Linked DNA regions of Mus musculus: region 1 is linked to region 2. A link is a loop called in an ENCODE intact Hi-C map of the cell type or tissue named here. Cell type or tissue: heart. All regions are shown on one strand. Links, peaks and the distances in the headings refer to the core of each region. The heading gives the core; the rest is flanking DNA. Region 1 overlaps Tbc1d5 (TBC1 domain family, member 5). Region 2 overlaps Plcl2 (phospholipase C-like 2).

Region 1 (14,405 bases), core at 1-8,000, 49 kb before region 2:
ATGACTTCATTCTGGTTTCCAAAGAAGATGAGGGGCACCGTGCCAGGGGGGCCTTCTCAGGCCAGGCCCAGCCTCTTCTCACCCTCAGAAGCACATCTGGGAAAAGCCGAGCCCCAGCCTGCTCCCCACTGCTGTTCTCAGACCCACTGATGGGCCCAGCCTCAGCCTCAGCCTCCTCCAGCAACCCCAGCTCCAGCCCCGATGATGACAGCAGCAAGGAGTCTGGCTTCACCATTGTGAGCCCCTTGGACATCTGAGCACAGGGCCCCACTGGCGGACACCCTGCTGAACCAGTGTCTTTTTCCCAGCATGCATTTGGCATTGGTTCAACCCACTGGAACTCTTTACAAAAAGAGGCAACTATGCTTCTTTCAATGCACTATGTTTACCAAAATGCAGATAGAGGTTTCCAGACCCTTACCTGACCCTGTGACCCTTGTTCCAATTAGGGCCAGGTCAGGTCCCCAGCTCCATACCCACTGTCAGACACAGCAGACCACATCAGAGCCACATGTCTTCCGTCCCCTCCTCCCCAGCAGCTCTGCCAGTTTACACTCAGAAGGAAAAGTTGGTTTCACAACTTCCCCTTATCAAAGCTTCAGCCACAGGGAACTTGTTGATACTGAGTGAATCTGGCAGGCAGTCTCACTCCTGCCTTGGAAGCCCAACATGCCACACAGAGGGAGCAGAGCGGGTGGCTCCCAGGGCTGGAGTCAGAGTGAATTGTAGGAGCAGGGTTTCAGATTAGGAATCAGATTCTTGTTTGACACAAATACAGTTCTGGACCCTGGGCTTCCTAAGCTTCAGCCACCGCTGTTCCTCCTTGAACAACTGGATTTCTCCTTCCAGAGTCCCCACAGCCGGGAGTGCAGTGGCTCCACGCCAGTCTGCTCTGAGATGGTTTTAAGAGTCACAGGGCTAACATCCTTGAATTGGAGAAATGTGTCCAGAGCTCTCCGGTCAGGTCTCTGAGCATGTTTAGAGCTACAGTGGCCTGTTAAATGAGGAGCACAGAGGAAAACCACATTCGCACAACCCGGAGTCAGACCTCCTGGGAATTAGACCTGGAGTTCCTTCTGTGGGAGCAGGTTTCCTGTAGAGCGTTCCAGGTACCACAAGATACAGGGCTCCTATTCAACCCCCAACACCCTATTCTTGGAGCTCAGCTGTAAACTCTGCATCCAGACACTCCAAGGATGGGCCTGCCTGCCTCGGGGCCCCTGCCTGGGCTGGGTATACATGAGACATCTCCCCGTCTATTGGCCGAGTACAGAGCTGTATTGGGCACAAAGCTAGGGACAGTGGAAATGGTGGATAGATGTAGCATCTGTTAGATGTCACCTCTGCCTTCTGTCCTCCTCAGAGAGCAGCTGGGCCTCTGGGCAGTGCCCCACCCACTAATAGCATTGTAATTCTCTACAGACAGGAATGCTAATGTCAGGATGCTCTGCAGGCTTCTTAGCTGTACTGCATAGCAGGGCTGGTGGCTCACTCACATGGTGGCGGGGCTCAGTCATGGCCTCATGAATTCTACCCCCTGCCTCTGACCAGTCTTCTCAGCATTCTGAGGAGCCTGCTTGCATACATGTCCCATGAAGCTGCTCTGTAAGAATCAGGGCCACCATCCATCCCTGCTAGAAGGCTTCCAGCAAGCATTCCACTTAAAGCCTTGACATAACCGTGTCAGTACCTTAGATCTAGTGTGGGAAGTATTGACTGATCCATCCAGGTCTGGGACAGTGCCGGCCATGTCTGTCACTGCTGAGCCCTGTCCCCAGCATCTCCTTTGCGTTGAGAATAAGGTCAATAGATAACTATCACTGGCTACCCACCAGGCCAAGAAGATGATAGGCTGACCCATTACTGTTTGAATGGACATTTCATAACCCCTCGACCTACCTGCCCTGCCCATGCCCGTGATGTGCCCCGCTCCTGTGCTTGTGTGGGTGCCACATGAGAACCCCAGGTTCACACTGAGATGTTTCTATGGTCCCTAGGCAGGCCACTCTCTCCTTGGAAGAACCAAGGATGGAAAGCTCTTCTCTAAGTGACTCTATTCTTCGTTGGTGACCATTGCTTCCCTTGGTTACCTACACTGCTGGTTTGGGATGCATTCCGTCCCTGTTATTTTATCAGGTACTTCTGTCTAATTGTACATTTTAAAGTCCTGGATATATAGAACCTTTTTCTTTAACCACATGGTAATCATCAGTTTTAATCTCTCACATTTTGATTATAGCAGCTAATACAGTTTTATACAAGCCAAGCCTAGATTAAGCCCTACTGTCGTCTGCTTTTTTATACACATTTCTGTGTTTCATGCAGTCCTCTCTGATCAGATTGGAAGTGTGAAGTAAAACATACCTGTGTGCCACAGAGGGTCGGTTCAGTGCCTCGGTTCAGTTCTCGAGAACTTCCTGGCTTAGCTTGGCAAGATGACCTTCTGCTCTGCACTAACTGCAACTTGAAGTGACCACACTGCTGCTGAGTGTAACTCTGGAGGGCAGCTGCCTCCCCGGAGCCCAGTTCTCGTAGGGGTGAATCTCCTCCGCACGGGTTGGCTGTGCTGGACAACCTTGCCAGCCATGTCTTTAGTGTCAGAAAGGCTGGACAAATGCCAAAACTCTAGTATAACCTGCTGTTCAGTACAGGTTGCTTTTGCTTGCTAAAAGCTCTCCCAGTGGCCACTAAAGACAAAGCGGGGAGCACCTGTGGCCCTGCACCGGCCAGTGCCATCTCCCTTCCCCACCCTGGAACTGCTAGGAAATGAGAGCTGGGGAAGAGGCCATGTGCATGGAGAGCTGTGGCGGCAGGCTCTTCACAGATCACATGGCCTCCTCCATGCTAGGCCCAAAAGCTGCTTCTCTCTTGTTGAAAAGAGGTGTCGTTCCTATAACCAGGCTGGTGTGGAAGTTTTCCTTCGGTGCATGAGGCTCGGCTCATCTAGTTGATATCCCAGCAGTGCCAACAATGTCCTCACGAGCCTTGGTGCCGGAGCTCATACTGATGTAGGAAATGCCTCCTTGGCAGAGCGAGCCCACTTGATGTGTACTAATAAAGGACTACTGAGAACTGGGATCACATCCACTTCTTCCAGTCACATAGCTCTGGGGTCCGGAGAGCATGGAAGCGCCTGGCCAGCAGGGCTGGTGTTGGCCATGCCTCGCCCTCACTAGCATTTCCTTCCTTTACAGCATGGGCAACCTTCATAGTCTCCTGAGACTGCTTCCTAACCGCTAAGACACCAGTGCTTCTCACTTCTCACCCCTTGCTGTCCCAGGGAAGGTTATGGAATGATGCTCCATTTCAGGAGTAGTCATGGCTCTGGAGGAGCTGCTGAAGGAAGAAGCCTCCCTCCCCCACCCCCACCCCCACCCCCACCGCCCCCACCGCCACCCACAACAGTTCATGAGCAGTCACTTACCGTGTACCCAGCCCAGCCAGCCAGTGGACACAGCATGTCCCAGCAGCCACAAGCCGGCTGACCAATGCTACAGGAATTTCTTCCTACTTAGCTCTACCTAAGAGGATCTGGGGTCTGAACCTCTCACTTCTACCTCAGGAACATCCTAGGCCAGTGCTAGCCGTTCCCTGGGTTTCCTGTCAGATTGGGCTCCTGTCACAGGCTCCTCCCGTGTTGAGCCTCCTCTCCATCCTTCCTGCTTCTGGGCTAAAGGTTGAGCCTGGCTTGAAGGGTGAGTCCTTCAGGCAAGGCAGGGCTGCCCTAGTTCAAAACACAAGAGCAATTACACAGGGCTCATCCATACCCAGGACAGCCCCTCTACATGGGAGGTTTTAACCGAGGCCTATCCAGTTGCCAGCTGGCCTCTGTGGCTGACGCCATGTTGGAGTGGCTTCTGTCCCTCAGAACACTTTGACTCTGAAGTTTGCATCTGCCAGCCAACATCCTCTGAGGTATCTGTGCCGCTGGGCACTTCTGAACTTGGAGCACATCTGCTGTAGGAAGGACTTGGCATCAGAATGCAACCACACATGGAGGGCTCCTTCCATAGCTGCCCATGTGTGTCTATGGAGAGACATGTCTGCGTCAGGATGAGGCGCCCGTGACAAAGGGAGCCCAGATGAAGGCTTCCATCCTGCCTAGGAGGGGCAGGAGTCTGGTGTCAGGCACCTGCCCCCATGTGGTGAGCGGTGGGGACACCTCCTTCCTGCTCAGGAAATGCTCTGCACTGGTTTTGTGGTAGCCTCATAGGTTCTATTCTCCCCCAAAGGTACTTGCTGTGGAGAGTGGCAGTCCTTCACTAAGCAGTGGAGCACACTCAGACCACAATGGTCATGGGAACCCAGACGCAGGATTCTGCCTGTGGTTAAGGAAACTGAGGGGAATGGAGCTGTAGTGGGGGCCATCTTCCTGTGAAAGAACTACAATGAAGACCACCATGCAAAGTTACGGCCATTCACCTCAACCCTCCCACAGCATCCTTGACCTCAACATGGCATAGCCACCTCCTTGTCCCTTCCCTTGGTCCACACCCACTCAGCTGCCCAAGCCAAGCCCTGCTGTCCTTCAATTTATTCATTGTAAATAAGGGCTAATTGTCCTTATCCCAGTCTGCTAGGTGTGGCCAGTGAGTGTCCTTCAAGTCTCCAGTTCACCCCTCCAATAAAAACAGGAGTAACCTCTTCTTCATCCCATAGAGTGAGCTCTTGCTCCAGCCTACCTCACATCAAAGCTACACCCGTCCAGCTTCCTCTCCTTGATCCCTGCTCCCCAGCCTCCACCTTAGAAGTGCCAACCTGACCAGCCAGGCAGCCCTTAGGTGAGATCCCTTTTGGCCCCAACCCGCATCGCATCCTGAGATCTCACAGTGTGGTTTCATTTTGACCATGCTACAGTTCGCCCTGGGTGAGCCAAGTCTTGACTGAATGTGTATTGCTGGCATAGACATTGCCAGGTTATGAATTCCAAGGCCTCAGGTGGCAAAGACCTGGGTGAAGCACTGAGGAACGGCAAAGCTTTCCTCCTGAGTCCAAGCATCAGTGGTTATGTTTTGCAGCGTGTGCAAAGATGGTTATAGCCTGAACCTGCCTCCAGAGCCCTCCTTCAGAGACTAGATAACTCCTCCCCTCTGTGCTGTGCCCAGTAAACAGTTTCTGGGTGGGGCAGTAGCCTACTTCCAACTTTACTCTGTGGGTGTCTGTGTGTCCTCTGTTCCCTTGCTTCTGTTAGAGTTCCAGGACCCAGGTCACACAAAACAGGGCAGGCCTTGTAGAGCAAAGGTATACAACCAAGTTCTTTTACATCACAAGCAGACTGACAGGTGGAGGTGGCTTTAAGCTCTGGGGGTGGATAATTGTGCAGTGGTGGTATCTTCCTCCCATGTCCAAATTAGTGAGACTTATCTCCAAGCTGTCCTGAGGCTGCAGGTCTTCCTCGGCCTTCCCTGCTGCTACTGTGTGTATTCATAGCAGAGTTGGTCACCACGTCCTCCTTGAAACCAGGGCCCATATCTTAGCTGCTACTATTTATTGAGGATCTGGCATTTGTCAAACCCTGCCCAGAGCTGAAGACTCACCATGAAAAGATGGATCTCTAGCTCTTTAGAACTTACAGTCTAGCTAGAGAGATGTAGGGCTTAGCAGATGAGCAAACGGGGCATAGGCAGCAATGATGGGGTAGAAAGGCCACTGTCATTTTCCTCCAGCAGGAACATGAAGGCCAGAGGCCTGGAATGGAACCCAATGTCGGGAAATGTTAGCGTCTTTCAAGCTTGCCTGCCTCAGTCACCCTGGGGATGCCCCTCTCCCAGTTAAGAGGGACACTGTGGACAGTAGCTCTGGAGCCCATTTCTCCATCTCAGGCAGATGCTTGGCTCCCTGCAACAGTACTGTATGTGGTTACATCCAGTTGTCACCCACATAGCTAACAGGGCAGGTACTTTATGTCTGTCTTGGACACTGCTCAGCCCTGAGGCCCACCACTGACCAAGGAAGCCTGGGGTAGCATAAGCTCTGAACTCAAGGCTCTGCAGAGCCACGGCAGCTTCTGCAGCTTCAATCCACAACAGCCTGCACCAGAGCACAGACCCTCTGGCTGGCCACCTAAAGAAGGAAAATGCACTAGAGAGAGGGCTCAGTGGTTAAGAACACTGGCTGCTCTTCCCAGGTTCAATTCCCAGCAACCACGTGGCAGCTCACAACTGTCTGTAACTGACCAGGGGACCTGACACCCCTACATAGGCATACATATAGGCAAAATACCAATGCACATGAAGTATAAATAAAACTTTTTATAAAAATGCAACTGTGTGAGGCCTGCAGGGTGGGGACGAGGCTGCTGCTGGCTTCTCAGAATCCTGTTTCTAAGAGATTCAAAGAAAGCCTGCGGCAGGCACTGCAGAGAGGGTAACCACAGGGTCACCTAGAGGTGACCAAGCAACAACCAGCACTGTGCCTCTCTGAGCTGCTCCGGGGTTTCACCATACAGTATAATTTTAGAGCCACCTCATCTTGGGGTTTGGTAAGCCAGGAAACAGTCCACCCTCCACCCATCGTGAAAGTAAGACGTCATCTTCCTCATTCTACGGTGGCTCCATTTAGATTCCTTTTATATATTCACTATCAGAGAAAGCTTCTACAATAGTAGGTTTCCAAGTGGCTTTGCTGTCCCTTGCTCCCTACCCTCCTTTAACCTGGCCTCTCATTTACTTCTCTATCTTAGGTAAGGTTTCATTGTTGTGAAGAGACACCATGGCCAAGGCAGCTCTTACAAAGGAATACATTTAATTGGGGCTGGCTTAGAGGTTCAGAGGTTCAGTCCATTATCATCATGGCAGGAAACAGGGAGGCTTGCAGACAGCCATGGTGCTGCGGAAGGAGTTGAGACTTCTATATCTTGATCCGAATGCAGCAGAAGGAGGCTGTATCAATGAGTGTATAACCCTGAGCATGTATAACCTCAAAGCCCACTACAGTGACATGCTCCTTCCAACAAGGCCACACCTACTCCATAGTGCCACTCCCCATGGGCCAAGCATTCACACTCATGAGTCTGGGCAGGAGGGTGGGGTGTAAGGGGGGTACCTAGTCAAACCACCACACCTATTATTTTAGTTTCCATTTTATCCCTTTATGATACTGTAGTCTGTTTCCCCTTCCCCATCTAGGTCCATTCAGTATCAGGAATGGGTTATATATATATTTTTTTAAATTATTGGCAAAAAGGGTCCCATAACATTATCCAAAACATTATAGACTATTCCCAATGGTTTTGGTTACTGTCAGATCCAAGAGAAACTCCATTTCCTCAAATTTCAAAAGACAGAAGGGATGTGTGTCTCTACTCACCCCGTCCTTTACCCCAAACTCCCTCACGCTCAGTCTTCTCTCCTCAGCCACTCATTCTTCTTAGAACCTTCCTAGTTCAGATATAATCATTCATTCATTCTTCCCCCTCTCCTCTCTCTCTCTCTCTCTCTCTCTCTCTCTCTCTCTCTCTCTCTCTCTCTCTCTCTCTCTCTCGTTTTTCTCCTGGTTTTTTTTTCCATGCCATGTCCAGGCTACTTCTTTCTCTCTAGGCTCTTCCAGATGCATTTGGCTGTTCTTGCTCTCATGTCTAAAATAAAGCCTTAAATATACCATTGCATGGTAATGTCACCAGTTTATGCATCTGGTGCCAAAAACCCAGGAGGCACAAATGGCCCCCTTTCCAAGGGATCTAACTTCTCCTAATTGAGCCAAGCTGCTGAGTTGACTCTCCTAAGGTATGGATCATGTGTCTCTGCTGGTTTCTGCTACCCACCATATTTGACTACAAATTCTAGAGTCACCTACCTCTTCAGCCACTTCTTCTCTCAACCCTCTATGCTTCTCCAGGGCATTTCCGGCTCCTGGAGCCTTCTACACTCTCCTGGGCATGTAGAAAGGCTCTGTCTCTGTGCCAGCACTCAGGTATGTGTCACCTTGGAACTGCCTGCCCTGTCTCTGTTAGCTCTTGGAACCCATTGCTGCTGCAGAAGCCATGCTAGTATATCAGGCAGCTTCTCTTGCTCTGCTGTGTACCTACTGCATGGAAAGGGACACTCTCCTTCCTAATCTGGGACATTTCTCTCTGACAAGTCTCTTGATCTTCTTTGGAACACTCTGGCTGAAGTTCGTGTCAGCAGAACACTTACCCTTCCTCCCACCCTTGCTCTCCCTTTATGTTCTCTGCTCTCTCCTAGAACTTGCTCTCCCCCCCCCCCCCCCCCCGCTCTCAGCTCCTGCCTGCAGATTCCTCACCTTCACCTTGGAGCAGCCTGCTCTGTCTCTGTCTCTCTCTTTCCTTGTTAGCCTGTTATCTAGGACACTTCTCTACATCCTCTTGGGCCTCTAAGATATGGACCCCTCCCTCTGACAGAGCTCCTGTTCCTGACCCTTTCCCCTAAGCCTCCCAGATGTCTGCTTTCCTGCTTGCACCATCACTGAGCTGGCTCCTTCCCTTTCAACCTCCTTTGTCCCTGCTCTCGTCTCTGCCTTCTTCGCTCTCGGTTTGCTCTGTCCCTCACTCTGACCACTGTTCAGTCCTCAGAGATCCAAGTGTCTTTTGGGCATGGATAATATTGTACAGTGTAATGCTGCTCTCCATTCTATAAAAACCTGGCTCTGGAGTGAAGACCCTTTCTCTCTAGACCAGAGCAAGCTTATTTAAATGTTTTTTCTAAAATCTCTGTCCTGGATCAGGCAGGCTACCTGACCCTACAGGAAGAAGGGAAGTGAGCCAGGATAGGCCAAAAAAGGACACTTGAGCTTTAAAGCAGCTAAAAGGTGAACTCTCCCCAGTAGGGATTACAGCTGCTTAGCTCTTACTCCTTTTTGGTTTTATTCAACTCTAAATACTCTCTCTCTTGTATCTCTAAAACCTTTTCTAAACTAAAAGTTTTATGTCAAGATGTGTATCTCAGGATTTGTAAACTCATGGTAAATTCATTGGTTGCAGTTTTAAAACTTCTATAAAATCTTTAACAAAAAGTTGGTTTAAAACTTCTAATAAAAAATTAATAGTGTGTGGGGGCAGTGTGATCTTAATTTGCTACTGCATATTGTATATGTACCTTGGATTTAACTATTTTTTTTTAGAAAAAATGGATTAAAGAAAGAAAGAAAGAAAGAAAGAAAGAAAGAAAGAAAGAAAGAAAGAAAGAAAGAAAAGAAAGAAATGGATATATGCCTGATTGGCTTACCTTGGAGTACATAGCGACCACGTGGCTTGCAGCCATTTTTTACTAAAGCTAAAGAGTACATGTCATGTGACTTCACCACTATCATGAATAAAATGACCATGTGGTATAAATCAACGAAGGCAGCACCTATAATACTGAACCCCAGCTTACCGTATCTTCTAAGGAGACAACAGCAAGTCTCCAAGATATTTTGGATTCAGATAGATTTTTGTATGATGATTTTTGTCCCGAGAATAGAAGTTTTAGATAATGAACTATAAGACTCTGGTGAGCCTTAGCTTACCAGGGTCTCCCTGGGTAAACCACACAGAGCCAGGAATCGATGGAAAAAGCAAGAGGAATTTATTGTTCCAACACGTTGGGGTCATCCTACACTCAAAGGAGAGATGGCGACCCACCTTCCCCCACAGCCTGTTTGGTCAGTCTTTATACAGTTTTTCAGAGCAGCAGCCATCAGGCACAATGTGATTGGTAGAACAGTGTGACTTTTAAATTGATTGGTCTCTAGGGAATGAAGTGGCAATGTGTGCCCTGCAGAATGTGTTTACCTGGTCTAGGCCTCCCCCACCTGCAGGTGAGTCAGTTCTGCAGAATGTTAGCCTTCCCCTACTGGAGGAGAGGGGTCTGGTGGAATTTTCCAAAAGGTCCTGAACTGACCTTTTCAGAACAACATATACTTGCTGAATAAAATATGTTTGATTAAGATTCATCATCTCCTGAGGTTATAATGGTCTACTCAGGTTATATAAACTGGCATAGAGATATATGCTTAACTACTTTGCTATCTGTGTTCAACACAGAGCATCTAAAACTTTTTAGATAGATATGGTAAATTTTATAGATTAGGTTTTATAGATAAGAAGATAGTGTTTAAAACACCTAAGGACTATTCATGCTAACAGAAGCTGGCATGAAGGTGTGTGTCTAGCCCCTTTATCTCTGCTAACTTTGCTAAGCTTTACTTATTTGGATAGGCTTACTCATTTAACAAACTGTGATATTCTGTAGAGCTATACTAGGAAAGGATTGAGAAAGAAGGTTCCCAGTCCCTCTGTGGATGACATTTGTGGCTTAAAGTTATATTTTTATGGTAGAGGATCTTCAATTAAATCTTCCATTCAAAAATTTGAGGCTCAAACTTAACAGGGATAAAACTATAATAAAATCCTAATCTTATAAAAACTACTAACTTGTAAAATGTTAAAAGTGATACAGAAAAGCAAGTTATTGGTCTTATAAGTGATCAGATTCTTTCACATGCTCAGAATCATGCTTGTAGTTATCCTAAGTACAAATGTAATTCATTCACAGGGGCAAGCTATAGTCTTCTGTATATGCTACCATATATATACTATCAATGTTACACCAGAAGCATGTAACTAAAAACAAAGTTTGTTAAGAATCATATATACAGAACAGATTAGATGGTGACCTTCAAACCCCTCAGAGTTATATGCTAAGTGTGGCCTTTGGTAGCAGCAGCTAAAGCTATCTCCAAAGAAGACTCCACCTGGATAATGCTAACCACTGGAAAAAGAGCTGTCCCATGCCTTGTCTGCCACCAGGGCCTTGCCCAAAACTATGGACACTTTTGAGTTGACTTATCTACTCTACCTTGTCAAAGTAGGTCAGTTTTCCTAAGTCCCTCCACCATAGAAAAATCTCTCGGATCTTCTGGATCTGGCAACTGAAGAGTTAATGGTGCCCATTATGACAGCCAAAGACTTAAATGTTGCCCCATGTGAGCCAAAGACTGAAGATCTTTACCCCCAAACAAGGCCATAGAGGAGCCCAGGATGGCTGTCCCGGTAATGTATAAATTGTCATTTTAATTGACACAGAGGCAATTTTAATTACACTTGCTGCTCAAATGTATCCTTCTCAGATCCCCAATAGTGTTGATGGCTAAGTGTAGCTGTATCAGTTTAGCAGCAGCAAGTTAACCAGTTCCTCCCCAAGTCTTCAGGTGCCTGGTCAGTCCATTTCATATGTAAAAGTAAGACTTTGCTACTAGACCTCCTACTGAGAAAGGCAGACTCAATGGCTTCCCACAGAGATAAACTCACAAAGCTGGTTTCATTGTAAAAACAAACTCAAGCTACTGTGGTGCTATTAGTAACAAAAAAGGCTACTTTGTACTATTCCTTTATTAAAAGAACTTGCTTTTCAGTCACTGCTCTCAGTAATCAACTAGCTTTGAAGTTTCCAGATTGGGGACTGGGTATTGGTTAATATTGGTTGTAGGCGCCACTGTAGAAAGCGGCTCACCAAGATGCTAAGCCTTCATTTTCCCAAGGAGTAGAGGGGTTCAGCCTTCTTCAAAAGGACTGACACACACACCACCACCCCCAGCTCACTCCAGTTACTTTATTCAATCATTACACAAGATGAATTGGGGCTGGGAACAGCTCCAACTACCAAAGTTATCTTGCCCTTGCTGCAGACAACACATGCAATGCTCAGTCCCTTTTGACCATGGCTAGCCATAACCAAATGTGAGAACTCCAGGTTTGCCAGGAGTGTCTTAGGACCAAGGTCTGTGCAGCTGTAAGCTCTCACATGGCACCAAGTGCAACTCACCAGGGAGACAACATTTTTTCAAGGTTCAAACAGTCTTAAAACAAGTTCTCAGCTTTCAGTGGTTGACCCAAATATAGCAAAGGCTTTGCTGATATATTTCACTCAAATCCAGACACAAAGGCTTTTCTATACATGTCACTGCACACTTACATCCTGTGGTAAATAATAAATAAGAGTTTAAAGTTTATGTAAGTAAGGTAATAATTTAAAGTGTGTAAATGCATGTTGTAAAGAACTAAAAAAGTTGTGAGGTTCTAAGAAAATGATTTGAGGAATGGAAGTGCACATTGTAAAGCTCTGAGGAGGTGATTTGCATTTAAAAATGAGGCTTAAAGATGATTCATGATGTTAAGACTTCAACAGTTCAGAAATTGAACATATTAATTAACAGGGTTCTGATAAGCTATTAATATAATCTTTAGTAAAGCACTGGCTAATATTAATATAGTCAGTCTTCAAAGTTTAAATTTCCTTTGGTTGTTTTCTAAATCTGTTAAGCCTGAGATTTGCCGGGGCAGGGGGGAGGAGACCATTTTGGGCCAAATTTGAAGTAAGCTTTAGTAAATATTAAATATTGACCAAGAGATGGACTTTGGTCAGGACCATTCCCCAGAATTTCCCAACTGAGAATGGCCTCCATCTCATGTCTTGTGTTGCAGGGGCTTATAAAGACAAACCTATAGGCCACTATATTTTGCCATGAGGCTTTGTTATTTCCTAAGAACTACAATTTCCAGCATTCCAAGAAGTTACTTGATTCCTGGGAAGATGGGGCTTACAGTTTAATTTTGAGCATTACAAATCTAGACTTAAAATTGGTTCTCTTGTACTGAACACATCTCTGTCCAGTCTATATTCATCCAGTCCTTTGGACAGAAGAAAGAAGTTCATGCTTTTAACCCAGAGCCTCAAGCTTTTGGTATGCTCAAAGGCCTTATTCTACTCTAGCTATTTAGAGACATTGTCAACTGCTGTTCCCCCAATGAGGATTTTAGTGCAAATTATAAACAGTGGTCATGCTAATATAACTAACGCTTTCATCTCTTTTTGTAAACTTTTAAAAAATTCATACAAGCTTGAGTCATGACTTCTATCTACCTCTCACAGGGCAAGCAGACTCCAGATAAAAATGCCTGCCAGTCAACAGCTTAAGCTTTCCCACCTACTGCATATCCCTGGTCTTGGAAGTCCTTCTACCACCACCCCAACTACCAGGACCACAGATCTAGAAAAATCGAATGTACACCCAAGATAGTTTCCCCTAAGCTCCTTAATTGTACCTTCTGTCCCTAGTCTGTATCTGTCCCAACAGATTCTTATTCCACGTACAGATACCATCTGGGAATCAACAGCAGCCTGCAAAATGCTCTAACGTGGCCTACAACATGCTAGCCCCAGGTTGTCCTGCAGAGCCAGTGAACCCTGCACTTGTTGAGAGACAAGATGTAAACCAGGACATCTGGGTGGAAGAAGGGATTGAAAATATACATGAGTTGCTAAAACTTCTACCTCCTCGAGGGCCATCTCTTTTGCAGAACTCTTTTTTGGTCTGTCTTGGTCCTATGCCTCTTACATATCCTTGGCCCACTGATCTCTATATTCTTTGTAATAATGACCATCCCCTGTCCTCACAGGTTACTTCAGGAAAGAAATAACAAAATTATCCAATGGTCATATTGAATATTGAAACAGTGCTTATGAAAAAAATTTCCTCAGGTCTCCTGCCATCCCCTCCTGGCTTGAGCTCCTGCCAAAGCAGCATCCTAAACTTCTTCAGAGTGTCCAGCACTTCACCAGCTCAAGATGGTCCTGCAGAACCTGGACAGCAAACCAGATGTCTTCTGCCATTACCTGACTCCCTTCCCTACTTCCAGTCTTTGACCATCATTCCATCCTTCCTGGGTCCTGACCAAAATTTTCTAACTTCAGCCCAGAAGAAGTTACAGAAGAGATTATATCACCCTTCACCATCACCAAAAGGCTGAATTGCCAGAGACGTTGAAGCTCTCAGCCCTATAAGAAATGTCTTTATTATACTCCTCCACTCAAGACTCAAGGATCTATACAGAAAACAAGCCAGAAAGATTGTAAGAGCCAAAAATGATGGAAGACTCCAAGAAAACTGTTTTCCCGTTGAAGAATATTTAATCACACAATGAGCCCCAAGATAGTGTATTTTTACTGGAAAACCATATTTCTAGTGGTAGTGTGTCTCAGCCCTAGCACAAACTTTTAATCCAAGAGCTTTCTGCTTGAATAATGGGGTTACAGTATTGAATATTGAAAACAGGCACAACTACACAGAGAAATCATGCCAGCTGTGGCAAACTGAGAAGCCACCAAGTTTGGAAAGCCACCTGAGAAGTCATCAAGGAGAAAGTTAAGGGTGGGGATACCATAATAGAAGGCATTAGAACCCTGTATAGTGAGTGCTGCCTTAGATGGACTGAAACTAGATGCAGAAAATGAAACAATAAATAATTTAGTTGAGATTGACATAATACCAGTTATAATTGCTATCAGTCTGGTAATTCATATTTTATCCTTAATACCCATAGTGGTTTTCTTGTGTGTATGTAAATATGAAAAGTGGATTGATAAGATAAACGTCTTAAAGACTTATACATGAAAAAAAGAAAAACC
Region 2 (15,824 bases), core at 3,971-11,970:
AGGGTATATAAATGCTAGTGGTCTGGGAGGCGGGTGGTTGTTGGTGGGTTGCTGGTTGAATGTTGTTCGTTGTTGCCTGTTGTTGATTGTAGTTTGTTAAATACTCTCGTGCACAAAAAAAGAAACAAGAAGTAATCAGATATCCTGCTGGCAAAGATCAAACTTGCCCCAAGGAACTCAATCCCCTAATCAGCAGGAAGTAGTCTAACAATAATAATGACACGCCTTTCCATCCTGACTTTATTCAGGGATCTCTTTCCTTTCCTCTCTATTTTTTTTCTCTCTCTCTTATCTAGTGTTAGGTGGCTGAAAGAAAAAGGGTGAAGACGGGTGGAAGAAAGGATTCATAAAGTAGCAAAGACAAGCTAAGCTACAGGGCCCCAACTCTATTTGAGTGACAAGGACAACCTCCTTATTCTACCTTAAACTTCCAGCCTAAGACTGCATCCCTCCCCACAGTCTGGCTCCGGGGTCACAGGGCCCTGAGGTGCCAGAGGTAAGCAGTCAAGTCTCTATGACTTCTTTCCCATTATCCAGAAGCCATGGCTAGTAAAAGCAGTCAATCAATCAATCAATCAATCAATCAATCCAACAACCAAAAAAAAAAAAAAATCCAGACCCGCCATGTCTACAAAGGATAAACTTTTGTGGAAGATCAATTTACTCAGCGTGGAGAAGTGGCAGCATATGCTTAGTATGTTCAGAGATGTTCCTGTGTTTACTCTGTGGGCAAAACCATCACCCTTATCTTGGCTTCATTCACACACACAATGTGACTTTTTTGTTTCTACAGGACCCAATAGATGTTTGCCATTTTTTTGTGAATTCCCACCTAGGTCTCCATTTTCCTGGGTCCTCAATGAAGATTTGCCTATTGCCTGTTGTTCCTGCGCTGTCCTGGATTACACAGACCCATATAGACAGACAGACAGACAGACAGACACACACACACACACTCGTGGCAAACCCATGGGGATTTGTACCTAAGGTAACTCACATGCTGCTCCCTGCGAACAGATGCAGATGATGAAGGGCAATCAACCTGCACACTACCCTGACTGTCCCCACAACTCCTGAAGCCCCAAAACAAGGATCGTGATTTTGTTTACCAGCGGGATACAGTTCGTTACAGAGTGAGCCAGAGAGACCTTTACAAAAGAATTGTTTCCAGAAGCCTGTAAATCATAGCCTTACTCTATCCATCTTGACAAATGTCTTCTCTTTCCATTTGGATGATGAAGAGCGCACCTGATTCAGGCTCTGCTGACAGGCACTGTCCTCAGTGACAGGTGGCATATTCCTTAGGGCAGGAACTAGAGAAGCAGTGGACACCCACTGCTGTGGGAACCCTCCTGACACTGTGCCTGCACTTCTCCACTACTTGTTAAAGCATATTGCTTTAAGGAGACCAAAAGAAGCTTGGCTAGGTAGCACCAACATGTTGGATGTTGAGACTTCAGGCACCCACAGCTTCCACATCCGGAACAAACATGTCAGTGTGAATGATGGCAACTCCCCCAGTTTTCTGTTGTTTTGAGACAGAGTCTCACAGTGTAACACGTCTCGGTCTCTGAAGTGCTGGGATCACAGGTCCACGCTCAGTTTCGACTCCTTTAGTTCTAAGATCCCTGATTTTAGGCCTGTATGAGCCTCAACAAGTTACATGTCTTACAATTACAGTCACTTGACTTGCATATTGTATGATAACCACCATTATTACAGACACAGCCATATTTTCACTTCACTGTATTTTAAGTCACCTTTAGAGATCATTTCTAGAGTTTTAAACGTCAAATTGAGTGCTATTTGCTAAGTTTAAGGACCACTAACAATGTTCTCCATTACTTTGTGCATCTAATTATTCTGTGCTATTTTCCATTCATTTTTCTCCCTATCCAGAGTTCATCTCTAAGAGCCTCAGCTACTGAGTAGTGTTTATCTATTATCAATGGAAGAGTTTTCCAATGAGACTCACACCTGGCCAAGGGCCGATGGAGATGGGCATTATTAGGGGGAAGTGAGCAATGCACTGGGTTTAGGAGCACACACCTGCATGAGCATGGCCCATGGGAGGAAGGTCTGTGAGGTCAGTTGCAGGCCACCTAGTATATAAGTGGATGTCCCAATAGCTGACCAAACCAACGCCCACTGAACACTTAGAACCTCTCTCTTCCAAAGGGAAACAAAGTGTGGTATGTGGGAAGCATTAGATGGCAGGATTCTTGACTCTCAAAAATACCATGAAGTTTCACTGGTTTCGAAAGAAAAGATCAGACTAAAAAAATTAACTGGTCCAGGTGCCCTTCACTATGAAGGAGAAAGATTCTCAGACGAAACTGAGGCATTGGCCATTGGTGGCTCCGCAGGGAAGTATAACCTGCCCCCGCTCGATTCTGCTCACAATTGCAGGCAGCATGGCGCCCTTGGCTGGGGCGGGGGGAGGGGGTGACTCATGTGTGCAGAGGCCAGTGTGGGGTCTGAGCTTGCATCACAACCATCCTAAAAGCCGGACAGCGACTCAGGTGACTTACATTTTAGCAGTCATTTAAAAAGTAATTGGCTTCTTGAAAGAGAACAGGTTTTAAAAGTTAAAGTTTCACTAAAAGCATGTACTGCTATTGGAGAAATATCATAAAAGATATCTTTAATGTGACCACTACAACATACAGTGAAAATCTATGTACAAGGTGCGGCTTCCACCCGGCTGCCCATGCTGACACAGCACATCTTCAGCCAGGCAGCCTTAGTCACACTGCACATTGCCCTCAGCTCCTGGGTTCTTACATTCTGCTTAGTAAATATGGCTCAGCAAGCACGCCAACAAATCCTCTGCAGCGCCAAGACTGGCAAGCACACACAGTGAGGTGTGCACATTCACCATTTCACCAATAAATACAAACTCAGCAATCCAATCCAGTTCCCCCGAGTGAGGGAACTGCCTGTTTCTGCTGGAATACGGCAAAGCACTGCTCTTCACAGTGGGACTCAGGGCGTTTTGTATACAAAGACAGCATGTTTGGGCCAGGATAGAGTTTCTTGTTAAAGAGTTTATTTGCCTTCACACGTGGGTTGCTACATACATTCACAGCAGTGATGGGCTGCAGTTGGGTATTCCAGTTGTGCTCCGACAGACATCCCAGCTCTCATCCTGATCAGTGAGCCAGTGCGCCTGCTGACTGGTTCTCGGTGGGAAGTCCACAGTGACTGGGAGGACCCTTAGTCTCCATTTTCATCACTGGCTTTCTCGGGGATGGCTTCTAGGCTCCGGCGTGGCTTCTGGGCCTCGGAGTTTTCAGTGCCTGGTTTGTTCAGTCCACAGGAAACAGCTGCAAAGTGGATCTGCTTCAGGTTCTCCAGGGTCTCATTCTTAGCATATTTCAGAAGATCCGCTTGCCCCTAGAACAGAACATGGAATTAAACAGCATTAGACGGACAGAATGTTGCTGGACACCCTCACGGCCATTCTGCAGACATATAGGCGTTGTGATTCGGCAGAAGAGAGGCTTGGTTTTTATCGTTACCACATCCGAGGAGGTCGATTTTAGTCAGAAGGAGACGTGTTCACCACCGCACTCCACAGTCCTCTGCCTTTCTGCATTTCCATGTAAGACGTGAACACATCTCTACTACATTGCAACTATTCTCTAGACTGTTACACCATATTTTTCAAGGATGAGACTACGTAACCAATCTTGGTTGTTCCTTTTAATATTCGTTTTAATAAGTAATAAAAAAGTGTTCAAACTCATGAGCCTCTGGGACCATTTCACATTTAAGGTATCCCATGCAAATAATAAGCCAATTGCCATGGTAGATCAGTGGCATAGCTGCCTGAAAATTGTACAGGATACTGGTGACATGGGCTTTTTGAGTGTCTCCTGCTCCTGTAAGTAACTCCAGTAAGTCACTGGTTCTTCCAGCTGCACTTGAATCAGATCTTTGGTTCATCGCCGCCTGTTTGTTTGCCTGGTGGAAAGGGGATTCCGCATAAAAGGCCATGTAGCAGTATGAAGTCAGAGAAGGACACACACTAGTGAGTGGTCCCGTGTGTCTAGTTTGTGCCCTTTCCCCAAACTTACCTGCTGACTTACAGTATCAGAACCAGGAAGTAACATTTGTCCAGTGTGCCCCTTAGTTCTGTTACTTTATGTATACGGATGTGAAAAGGAGGCAGGAGTGGGGCACAGTGGGTCACTGTCTAGTCTGAGCTGATAATGGCTCTATGCAGTTTGTCTACTCTGTCAGTCTTGCCTCTGGAGGCTGGGTGGCCTTGTGCAGCTTAGGGTGCTGAGGAGCACTGCTGCAGCTCGAACACATCTCCTGTTCCTCGCTGACAGGTCTTCCCACTACACTCCTGCCTTTTCCCCCTACTCTTTCTTTCTTTCTAAGACAGGGCCTCATGTAGCCCATGCTGGCCTTTAACTCACTATACAGCAGAGGTTACCCCCAGATTCCTGATCTTCCTGTCCCAAGCTCTGGGATTCTGACCATGTTCTTGGTTTCTTACTCTTCTTGTTCACTAATCTGGTTGGGCATTTTCTCAGTTGACGTTCCCTATTCCCAGATGACTCTAGTTTGTGTAAAGTTGACATCACAGCAACATAAAACAAACAGAACACAGTTCCAGGCATTTTATTAATTACTTGTTAAATTTTCAGATAATATATATATATAAGCAATGAACCTGTGAACTAAACAAGTCTCCCCCCCCCCCCTTGTTATTAGCTGCCCTTCTGTGTTAGTGCACTAGCCAGGACTTCTAATGCCACGCTGAAAGCAGGTGATGTAACTACAGGACAGCCCTGATGTGCTGCGGATCTTTAAGGGGAGCTCTGAGACTCTTACCACAGTGTCACATCAGCTGTGGGCTGTGCAGATGTTCTTAGTGGTGTTGGAGTCCCTCCTTCTTACCATGAGGACTAAGAATGGGCGCTGGATTCCATGTCAGATTTCTTTTCTGCAGCTACTGCTATAACTGTGCAATGTTTCTTTAGCCTACTGATGTGACATATTACACAAATTAATTTTTTCAAGCTGAGTCACCTTTGCATATCCAATATAGATTCCCCTGTTCATGACATATACATTTTTAAATTTTACCTATATCCATGAAAAATATTGGTTTATAGTGTTTTTTTTTTTCTTGCAAAGTCCTCTGCTGTAAGTATTAGGATAATGCTGGCCTTATAAGACTGTTTTGGAAGACTATACTTTTTGAGGAATTTGTCCATTCTCTATACAAAGTTTGTGGGCACAGAATAGTTTATGATATTATTTTGATATCCTCAGACTGTCCACAGGATCTGAAATCCTTATATGTTCCCCACTAGTAATTTTTGTCATTTTTTCCCCCTCAGCCTAGATTGTGGCTTATTGATTTTATTATGTTTTTTTTTAACAGCTCTTTGTTTTGTTAATTTTTAAAATTCATTTACCGTCTTCATTCTTTGGTTACTACTTGAATATTACTTTTGTTACTGAAGATTAGTTGGTCTTTTGTGAAAACACCTTCTATGGCTTGACATGTTCTGGACTGGGCTCCTGATGCCTGCTTTCTCCCTCCTCAAGCTTCCCTTCAGTTCGAGCACCCTTGTTCTCAATGTCACCTGAAGCAAAGCCCCAGTGTCACCACCAGCTCCCTGCCTGCCCCTCCCCCGCTGCCCCTGTAAGATGCAACTCTGCAGTAACTTTGAGTCAAGCGCTTACAGCTGCATCCCTTCTCACTGCCCCGCTGCACTCTAAGCCACTGCCATGTTTCTCTAACCACGGGACTGGAACATTCCTTATTTTCCCTTTCAACATCACAGCCAGAGAGAGCCAACTATGACCCAGCCATAAAATACCTTCTCTCAGCTTAAAACCTGTCAGTGGCTCTGCAGTAGCTCAGAGTGAGGGTCAAAGTCCTTGTTGGTGGCCCTGTGACACGCCCCACAGCTGGCATTCTATCCCCATATCTCCTGCCTTGTTCACTTGGCCCTCACCAGTCTAGGCCACTAAACATGGCTCACACACAGCAGGTCCTCTTCATGCAGGCCTTCCATGTGCAGAGTGAACCAGAGCTCAGTGCTCATTGCCTGGCCTGACCTCCTCAGGCCATGACTCGTGTGTGTGTGTGTGTGTGTGTGTGTGTGTGTGTGTGTGTGTGTATTTCTGATCATCACTAGATCCTCTTAGCCTAGCACATTATATGGTAAGTGGTCAGCAAGTGTCTGTGGAATGGAAACAAAGTACAAGCATGCAGGCCTCCTCCAGAACACCCGGCTCTGTCCTTCCTGCCTGTAACTATGATTAGCAGACACTTTATTCTATGGGCACACAATGAGAAGCAGTCTAGGCTTTGTGGCTTGCTCTTCTTCAGCACAGATGTACCATGGTGATGAAAAAGAACTTTAAGAACAAAAATTCCCGAAAGACAGAATAATGTGTAGTAGCAGGGTTCAGGGACACTTTTGTTTCCCAAGTTCAGAGGGCCATTATGGCATCTGAAACAGATCCTGTGTGCACCCAATCACATGCATGTGGCAGAAAACTTAGCCTCAGTGGCAGCACGTCTGAGCACGGCAGCAGCTGAACCTGGCCCGATGCTGTTCTGTGCAGTGTCAGAAATAAACTGTCTGAGTTCAGCTTCCCAGTGAGAAGGAAGAGGGATCCTGAGGAGCCAGTGCTGGCCGAGGTGTGCTCACAGGCCAGTGTTTCACACCTGTAAAGAGCAAGGACTTTAACACTACTGCCACTGACAAAGGGTGACTAGTTTTGAAGCCATCTGGAGGCTTTATAGGGTTTTTAGTTGAGAAATCTCAAACTGTGTTCAGTTTCATAGTCTGTTTTGAATTGTGTGACTTACTCTGTTTGGGTTTTATCTAGAAAGAACTCTAATACATTTAGGCCAAAATGTTGAAGGTTCTCACTTTGGCCCACAAAGCAACCTTTAAAAGTAACTGCTGCAGAATTCTACCAGACTTCAAAGATGAACTACAACTGATCCTTAAACTCTTCAAAAAGAGAGAAACAGGGATCGCTCTCAAGATCCTCCTTGAAGCAGGAACATCCGAATACACAAATGAGGGGAAGACACGTGAGTCAAGCGTCAGACTGGGCTCCCTGCTGAACGCAGCTGCAGACATCCCCAATAAATGCTAGCCATATATCAAAAAGAACATCAACCATGAGCAAGCTGGCTTTGCCCTGAAAATGCAGGGTTTGTTAAAAATAATAAGTCAATAAATACATCATATAAATGAACTTGAAGATAAAAGTCACATAAGCATCTAAAAATGGCTAAGACATTAAAAATGTTTGTTATGCTTAGCAATTAGGGAAATAAAAGTCAGAATAACTTTGAGAGTTCATCTTACACCAGTCAGAATACAAAGATCAATAAAACAATGGCCAACAAATGCTGGTGAGGCTATGGAAAAAGAGGAGCCGCATTCACTGTTGGTGAAAATGCAAATTGGTGTAGCCACTCTGAAAATCAGTGTGGAGAACCCCAAAAAGTTAAAAATAGGCCAACCATCCGACCCATTTATATAGCCCTTGGCATGTGCCTCAAGGACCCAACATCTTACTGCATAGACATTTCTCACAATAGATGGGAAATGGAAACACCCTAAATGGCCTTCAGCAGACAATGAATAATGAAACTATGGGGCATATATACTACAGAATACTATCCAACTGTAAGGAAAAGTGAAATTGTGAAACTTACAAGCAGAGGGACCTAGAAATGGTTACACTGAGTGCTGTTTATGGTTTATAGCCCCAAATCTTCAGATATGATTATACAACATGGAATAAACACAGAGACCAGGATTGCATAAGGGACTGCAGATGTCAGAAGCAGGGGAGCTGACAGGAGTGACAGGGTACAGGTGATACAAGGTGGGGAATGGACAAACAGCTAAGGGTAGGAATGGAGGGGGCAACACAGAAGGTAGATGTACCAAATGGAAGTTGTTTATTAGCGCAATGAGTCATACGATTTTATAGTCTCTAAAATTTACAATATGTGTGTATATATACACATGTACATATTCTATGTAATTTTAGGTAAATATATAAATAACTTGATTTTCTAGGGCCTTTCCAAACATCTTTGGTATTATTGGCACCTCCTCCCTAGGGCTTCTGGCTAAGTGCACAAAAATAAACTGCGCTGACCTTCTTATCCCCTGGGAATGCGGAGAGGAACACAGATGACTGTGGCAACAATTCCATCCACTTCCTGGAGACAATGCCAACTCGGGCTGAGGCCCTAGGGCACTAAAGCCTAGTGAAGGCAGACAACTGTCCAGGGACATCCAGACCTAGCACATGTGTTAGCATTCCCTCTAGGCTCTGCCCAACAGTTACCTGGGAACAGCCAGGTAGGCTTGGCTTCCTATAAAAGGGGCTGTTTGGCCCTTCCTCTCCCTTTGAACTCTCTGCCCCTTCAATCTCTGACCTCTTTCTCCATCTCTCCTCTTCCCCCTCTCTCTACATGTTTCCAGCCAGCCTTGTCTCTTCTCTCCCTTTCCCTGTCTTTCTGTCTCTACTCTCTTCTCAACTCCCTTTCCCATGCCCTAAATAAACTCTATTCTATACTAAACCTGTCTTATGGTCTCAGCATGGGCCTGCCGAGGCTCCCCTCCCACCTCACCATACCTCACTATACAAAACATATCCTGGCCTTGTTTTTTTATAAAACACAACAACATATGCCGGTCTCTGCCGATTGACTATATCTGTATGCATCTAATTTTCCCAGCACAGAATTGGGTTTTGTCTCTCCTCAAGAGACCATTTGTGTCCCTCTGAGATGATGACATGCAGTATAGCTGCTATGCTATTTCTCATCTGAGTATCTTCTGCAATACAAACCAGACAACTGAGACTGCAAACCCAACACACATCTTCTGATGGGACATTATATAGCAGGCACTCACAACCATGGTGCCTCTTAGTAAATATTTTCTGGTCACTGCTGCAGGGGACGGGAGACTCATCTACAAGTGAGTCTGCTTCAATTTACTACTTCATAAGCATTGAGAAGCACAGCCAAATGGCCAGACCTCCTTAGAGAGCTACGAACAAAACTATGGAGACAGGACCAGGTCAGTGGTTGACAGGTATCGGGGACATGTGGGGAGGACACAGAGGATGTTCAGAGCACTGGAATAAGGTGCAGATCCTGTGTGACACAGTAATGGACACAATCAAACCATGAAGTCATGCGACTTAAATGTGTACGATCAAAAATGCCTTTTATGAATGGTAGGCTGGCAATGGGACTTGGGGATAGAGTGCTTGTCTAGCATGTGTGTGAAGCCCTGGTTCAGTCTCTAGAACTGAAAAAGGGTGTAGGGGAACAATGGGAGCACGTTGCTATAGACAATACAGATTGTTCAAATCTATCCTACCCACAACACTGAGGGAACCCTAGCTTGCATTATGGTCTTTGAGGAACCATGGCATGTCAATGGAGGCTCTGCAATGACTGCAAAAAGCACATCACTCTAGTGGGGAGGATGAAGAGGTGATACATGCAACAGGCAGGATGTGGGACACCTCCCAACACTGCTCTCAACTTTGCTATGAACCTAAAGATTGCAATAGAGAAATAAATGAACTTTTTAAAATGTCGTGAGAACTATCTAATGCGCCCTGTTAGTGTTTTACGGCTTATTTTTATGTGCATGGGTATTTGGCCTGCAGGTATGCATATCTTTGGGCCATGCGTGTGCAGTACCTACAGAGTCCCAAGGGAGGGTTGGTCACCCAGAACTGCAATTACAGGTAGTTGTGAGCTGTTACATGGGTGCTGGGACGCCAAGCCGGATCCCCTGGAAATGTGGGCAGTTCTGAGCCACTGTTCCAGCTGTCAGTACATTTCTTTCAACCACAATTGAAAGTGGCTCAGAAGGGCTCTGAATTGTAATTACCAAGTAACTGAAGCTATAAAGCCTACATTATGTCAGAGACAAGACAACAAAGCCTTCTGGGAAGGCTAGCGACTGTTCACTGAATGACGACCTGGTGTCAGTGCTGTAGTTGGCCTTTGTACAGACTGCTCATGGCAGTTTCATGACTATGAAGATGGTGCTCTTCTGGTCCTGGTAGCTAGGAAGCTGAATTTAGACAAGTCAGGGACTTTGGACAAGACAGAATATAAACAGCAAGTTACACTAGAATATAACCCACTTTCTAAGTGTGTGCCTTATGCTCCCTTCAAGTAACCATAGGGCTTGAACCCCACTCACTGAATGCAGCATCGTGAAGCACATAAAATAGAATTTCGACCATTTCTATGTATTCAGCCTATGCATGCTTCCCATGATGTAAATACTGAAACGGAGAATTCCATCTCCTGTGTGTTGAATGAGCAGTGAGTGAATGGGAAGGCAGGGCTATGGGAGCTCTGGCTATGGGCTGTACAGCATCCCTCACCATCCTTTCTCGGGAAAGGCTAAAGCCGAGCACTATAATCAGAAAGGTCTCCTATTGGTCAGGCTTACTTCCAACTGAAGTCTCACTAAACCTCACACTTGAAACAAGATTACCCAACATCAAAGTAGCCTTCAGCTAGAGCACCAGGACACATGCTTTTCTACAGGTCCTGAGACCTGTCTAAATGTGCCCTGTGTCTTCCGTCCCATGGCTTTCCCCCACAGGCACTTGCGGCTGTGCACACAGGGCTGAACGTGCATTGGTAGTGAAAGGCGGGGCTTTCCCTCTGCCCCGCTTACATCTATAGCAGCTCTGCAAGAGGCAGTGGAAGGCACTGGGGAGGGATGAAAATAACACCCTGTGTTCTGGCTTCAGCTGCTTCCCTCAATCTAAGGAGATCGCTTACTGTATGTGCAGGTCTTCATCATACAAGAATGATGGAGACTTTGTTCAACTTTGTTCTGGAGTCTTGAGACTCCCACCACCACTTCTGGTCTCTATCTAATCGGTAGTTATCCCTCAACTTACAAAAGCGCTATAAAATTTCAAATTAAGAAACCAATTTAATTTAAATCCAGAAGAAATGCTGTTCTCCCAAGTAAACAATGTCCTGTTTCATTCACCTAAGATGGAGGTTCCTAGGCAGCATTGCAGAGGAGGAGTTTGAGCTGGGCCTAGAAAGGAGAGCAGGGAAGGAACTTGGCAAGTCCAAAGACTTTCGGGAATCATGACTTCTACCCAGCTGTCCCCGTGACCCCAGGAAATATTACCACCAAGCCCAGCCATTGCTGGGCACCATGGTATCTAGACTATAATGTTTTCTAAACTGGCTCTGACTCATGCCCCTGTCATGGATCTGTCATAGGGAAGGCAGCCTCATCCACTGACATTCTGGTGACAGGTTGGGAGGAGGCTTCAGGAGCAGTTGGACCACGGAAGTGAGCCACAGCTTGGACCCAGAAAGCAGGAAATCAGGGAGAGCTTCCAGACCAAGATCCAGGAGGAAAGAGAGAGGGTCTGCAGAGTGAGGAGTGCTCAGGATCAGCTCTGTACCTCCGACAGTACTAGGAGAAGCAGCACACACAGGACCCTTCCCCCACGCACCTTCTGTGTGAGCACACATTTGCTAAGATCACTGCGCACTGTAAGGTCTTGGGGGATATGCTGTGGTGAAAAAAGCCTAATGATGAACACTGGGACTGTCGGGTTTTCTGAGCCACTCACACACTATTTAAATAGAAAAGTAGCTTCCAGTCAAGTACAGCTTCTCAGAAAAGCTGGCAACATATGATCTCACTTGTAGTACAGTCACTAAAACAGCCGAGAATATCTAGAGGAAGAGTCATCCATGGGCCACCACATTAAATTTTAGAAAAGAATTGAGTGACAGTCCTCAGGTTTCTAAGGTAAGCACTGTGCCCAGGATACATGAAGAAGATCTAGATCATGTCTGTACAGACACAACCTGGTTTATTGACTTTTTTTGGCAGAAATCTTATGTTCCCAGGGAGAATAAGTCTCTAATTACTTTTGGAGTTTCCCTCTCATCCTTGTTTTCTGAAGGCAGCCAGTGCAGGGCATGGGGGGGGGGGCGGGGGGAAGGACCAGCTGGGTATTTCATCTGATGACGGCTTGGGCTGTAAGCAGCTTGCTTTAGCCTGCCACACACACACACACACACACACACACACACACACACACACACCCCAAGCTCTTAGGTGAGATGCCAGCCAAGTAAAGCCTGCTCCATTTTCTAAGCCATGTGAGCTCCCAATGAAGCAAAGCCTTCCCCTGGCCCTGACCACCACCACATGGATCAGGAAAACCACCCAGCTGAGCACAGCTAATGTATAGAATAATGGGGGGGCTAAGCCCCCAATTTTGAGGTAGATTGTTACACAGCAACATGAAACTGGAGCTGCCAGTGAAGGCATCCATCTTTTGGCTACAGGGATTAGGGCTGGGTAAGAACTAATATGAGGAGGCCTGTCACTGTGGGACTGCTGGTCTAGAACTAAAAGGCTGGGCTGAGCCAGCAAATACCACAGGGTACACTTACTACAGAACTCATGAAGAGCAGTTGCAGAAGACCAAGGAGAGGCCGAGCTATAACACAGTAGGAACTGCGTGAACAGGAGCTAGCTAGCCATGAAGAATGGAGAGATGCCAGAGCTAAGCCAGCACAACCCTGGAACTAGAGGACACAGATGCTCTCGGTCACCAGGGCTTCTGACAGCTTTCTGGCCCTCTGAGGCAGGAATGCAGTGTTTTGATCCGAGTTCCCTGTGGTCTCTCATGATTTCCTGTGAGTGCCAACACTTTCAGCCGGTTCTCTGCCAGCTAGTCTTGGTGAATTTCTGTTCCTGGTAACCAGCTACACCAGGACTTTTCCACCTTGAGATTCTGCCATCAAAAGCACAGCAATGAACATGCACGGTAACTGTTCTCAGGGAGAGATTACTTCAGTGAGGAGAGAAGAAAGATCGATCAACTCCTCCCCACAGTGCTGGTGGGAAATGAGCCACAGAAGTCCCTGCCCACATTCCTGATACAGAGTGAAACCAATAAGAACACAACCAAGTTAAAACCACAGCAGCAGCCAGACTGCGCAGGAAGTGGCCAACTAAGGAACAGGGTCCTGTTGCACAGCTCCGCCAGGCTGGCCTCCTGCTCAGGTCACCTAAGAGCTGCGACTGCAGGCATGTGCTACTGCACTACACTGAAGTTAACAGGCTCATAAAGCTAGCAGTAGCTACTCTGAGAAGCGATAAAAATACAGAAAACTCTTTCTTATACTCGACCGAACTAGGGAGGGACACAGTTAATGATGGTTCTTGTATCTTTTGTTTATAGAGCGGAGGAAAAAAACAATTGGATAGAAAGAGAAGAGACAAGTGACCCTGGTCCAATTCAAAGCTAGAAAACCACTGTACGCACGCACGCACGCACGCACGCACGCACGCACGCACGCACGCACCACCACAGAGAAGCAGCACCTGAGTATCTGAGAAGGAACCAAGAGCAAGAGGTAGCATGTAATTCGGGATGGCCACCAAGGCTGGAGCCTGAAGCAGGGTGGCGGCGGAGCTCCGCACTGATTGTGAATGTGGGACATAGAGTAAAGGCAGAGGCCATACGGGTCTAGGAGATGTGAAACGGAAGGGCTGGTGTTGTGGCTCCGCAGTACAGTGCATGTCTAGCACGCAGAAGGCCATGTGTTCTGTCTCCAGCACCCATCCCATACTGGACATGACTGACAGCAAATGTTATGTTTCAGAGCAAGGCAACAGTGCTTAAATGTAGAAATATTGCTTACAAATATCATGAAATTTAAAACAGAGAAAAAGATTTTAAACATATATGTGTCTTGTGAAACAGTATCAAAACATACATACATACATGGGTGAATGTACACTCACACACATAAGCATACACACACACACACACACACACACACACACTCCAAGAATCTTAACAAATCCTAAGAAGAAACATAACATCATGATAAGACCTGCCATCGGGGGTCTGAAAAGATGACTTAGATGTAAGAGGGGTTGCTGCTCTTGTAGAGGACCCAGGTTTGACTTCCAGTATCTACGTTGGGCAACTCACAACTGCCTGTATCTCCAGCTCCAGAGGATCGAATGCCCTTTTCTGTTTACGGGTACCAGCATACATATGCACACACATGTATACACACACAAATAGAAAGAAAGTAAGTCTCTTTAAAAAAAAATACACCACCATTTAAGAAAATTATAGCTGGGCATGGTGGCTCACGCCTTTAATCCCAGCACTAGGGAGGCAGAGGCAGGCAGATTTCTGAGTTCGAGGCCAGCCTGGTCTACAGAGTGAGTTCCAGGATAGCCAGGGCTACACAGAGAAACCCTGCCTCAAAAACCAAACAAACAAAAAAGAAAATTACAAAAAAGATGTTCACTCTCCTCCATTCACTAACAGAGCTATGCTAACAATTTGAAGTGCTGACAAACACTTCAAGTCCATCAAACCAGCAGCACTAAGGCCAATGTGAACATGAACGTGGGTTGTGTTGCTGCTTGCACACTGTGTTGATGGTTCCACATGAGGTCTGACACATAGTACCTGTGAGGTGCATCTGGCTTGAGTTTGCACTCAGTGTTCACCCACTAAGGAATAAACATACGAGGACTTGTATGTAAATGCCCACAGGAGCTCTGTTCAAGGGAACAATGAGTAGAACACCAAGATGTTAATAGACCTGGGCAGGACAACCACAGATGCTTTCTTCTCTCCATATTTCAAACCCATTTTCAAAACTGGAAAGCTAAATAAGCAAGAAAAGATTTAAAACAAAACAAAACAAAAAATGAGGAAGAAAAAGTCACCATGGGTTAGGAGTCAAGAAAACATGGCCTGAGGGCTGGCCAGTTGGAGTTAGGAGCAGCCCAGATGAAACATATTGAGTAAGAACTCGGGGTTATTGATGGGAAAGTAGATTGTAATAGCACGGGATATGTAATAATAGTATAGAATAGGTATCTGCCCAGCTCTTGTGATGTTTAAGGCTTATTGTAAATCTAAAGCTTGCGTGTGCCTTTTATCCAGGAGCTAAATGGTCACAGGCACAACCCCTGGATTGTGATTACATTTTCTACAAAATAAAACAACAACAAAAACCCCAAGTGAACACCCTCGGACTTTCTTACTTTAACTTTTTACCAGCAGGTACCTCTTGTGAGCATAACTAAAGATTCCCTGCTTGCCCTTGGCCAGAAGTAGGTAGTGCCTGCCCCTTCTGTGGTTCAGATGAGAAGGGTGAAGCCCAAGGAAAGAGGTGTTGACCCTAAAGCAATGAATGGAGCCTCAAAATCAGAAGAACTTAATATCAGAAGAAGTTAATGCAAGCAGCTCATAGCCACTGTAACTCGAGCTCCCAATGTCCCCTTCTGACCTCCACAGGCACCAAACATGCACATGGTTACACATAAATGCATCAGGCAAGCACTCATCCACTTAATAAATAAATAAATAAATAAATAAATAAATAAATAAATCCAAACCAAGCACATAGGCACCACGTGCAGCGTCCTAGCAAAACGTAAAAGACCTTACTTGTTACCCAACCCCACACACTTCTTCTCTCATAAACGCAAGCCCAAGGTCATCTCTTCTCTAGACATAACTCAAAAGGCTCCTCCGGCACAGCTGTCCTTTCCCATCGCCTGCCTTTGAGATACTGCATCTTGTGCTGTCTCGCAGTAGACACAGAAGGCTCCCATTTCAGTGACTCTAGCACAGCACTTCCTCAAGCTTAGGACATTTCGAAAGCATACCCAGGGCACTCAGGAAAACGGGAGCCAGGCTTCAGCAGGCTGGAGTGGGCGCCACAGTTCTGTTTCTGCTGTTGCGGTTTGTTT

Evidence for each region. Hi-C counts contacts between places; a loop is a spot of excess contacts. Peaks named below come from ENCODE experiments on the same cell type or tissue, not always from the same donor. Only the 100,000 strongest peaks of a DNase experiment are listed, where the experiment ranks them.
Region 1: it touches region 2 in a loop (2.5-fold over the local background); 2 of 42 quality-filtered maps call a loop at or near these places.

The regions. Positions count from the first base shown.
Region 1 is chr17:50,721,797-50,736,201 of GRCm38, reverse strand. Tbc1d5 (TBC1 domain family, member 5) reads left to right here. Exons shown (of 22, transcript NM_028162.4): 22 at 1-3,075. The coding sequence ends at 257. Among named protein-coding and RNA genes, the nearest start is that of Gm41598, 62 kb to the left of the region's middle. In heart, for the core only: a CTCF peak has its summit at 4,138; DNase peaks (open chromatin) are centred at 21, 111, 591, 5,131 and 3 weaker places; H3K27ac peaks cover 1,224 bases.
Region 2 is chr17:50,675,284-50,691,107 of GRCm38, reverse strand. It overlaps Plcl2 (phospholipase C-like 2), which reads right to left. Exons shown (of 6, transcript NM_013880.3): 6 at 2,614-3,396. The coding sequence ends at 3,217. Among named protein-coding and RNA genes, the nearest start is that of Gm41598, 110 kb to the left of the region's middle. In heart, for the core only: no CTCF peak of the experiment used is centred there; a DNase peak (open chromatin) is centred at 8,237; H3K27ac peaks cover 881 bases.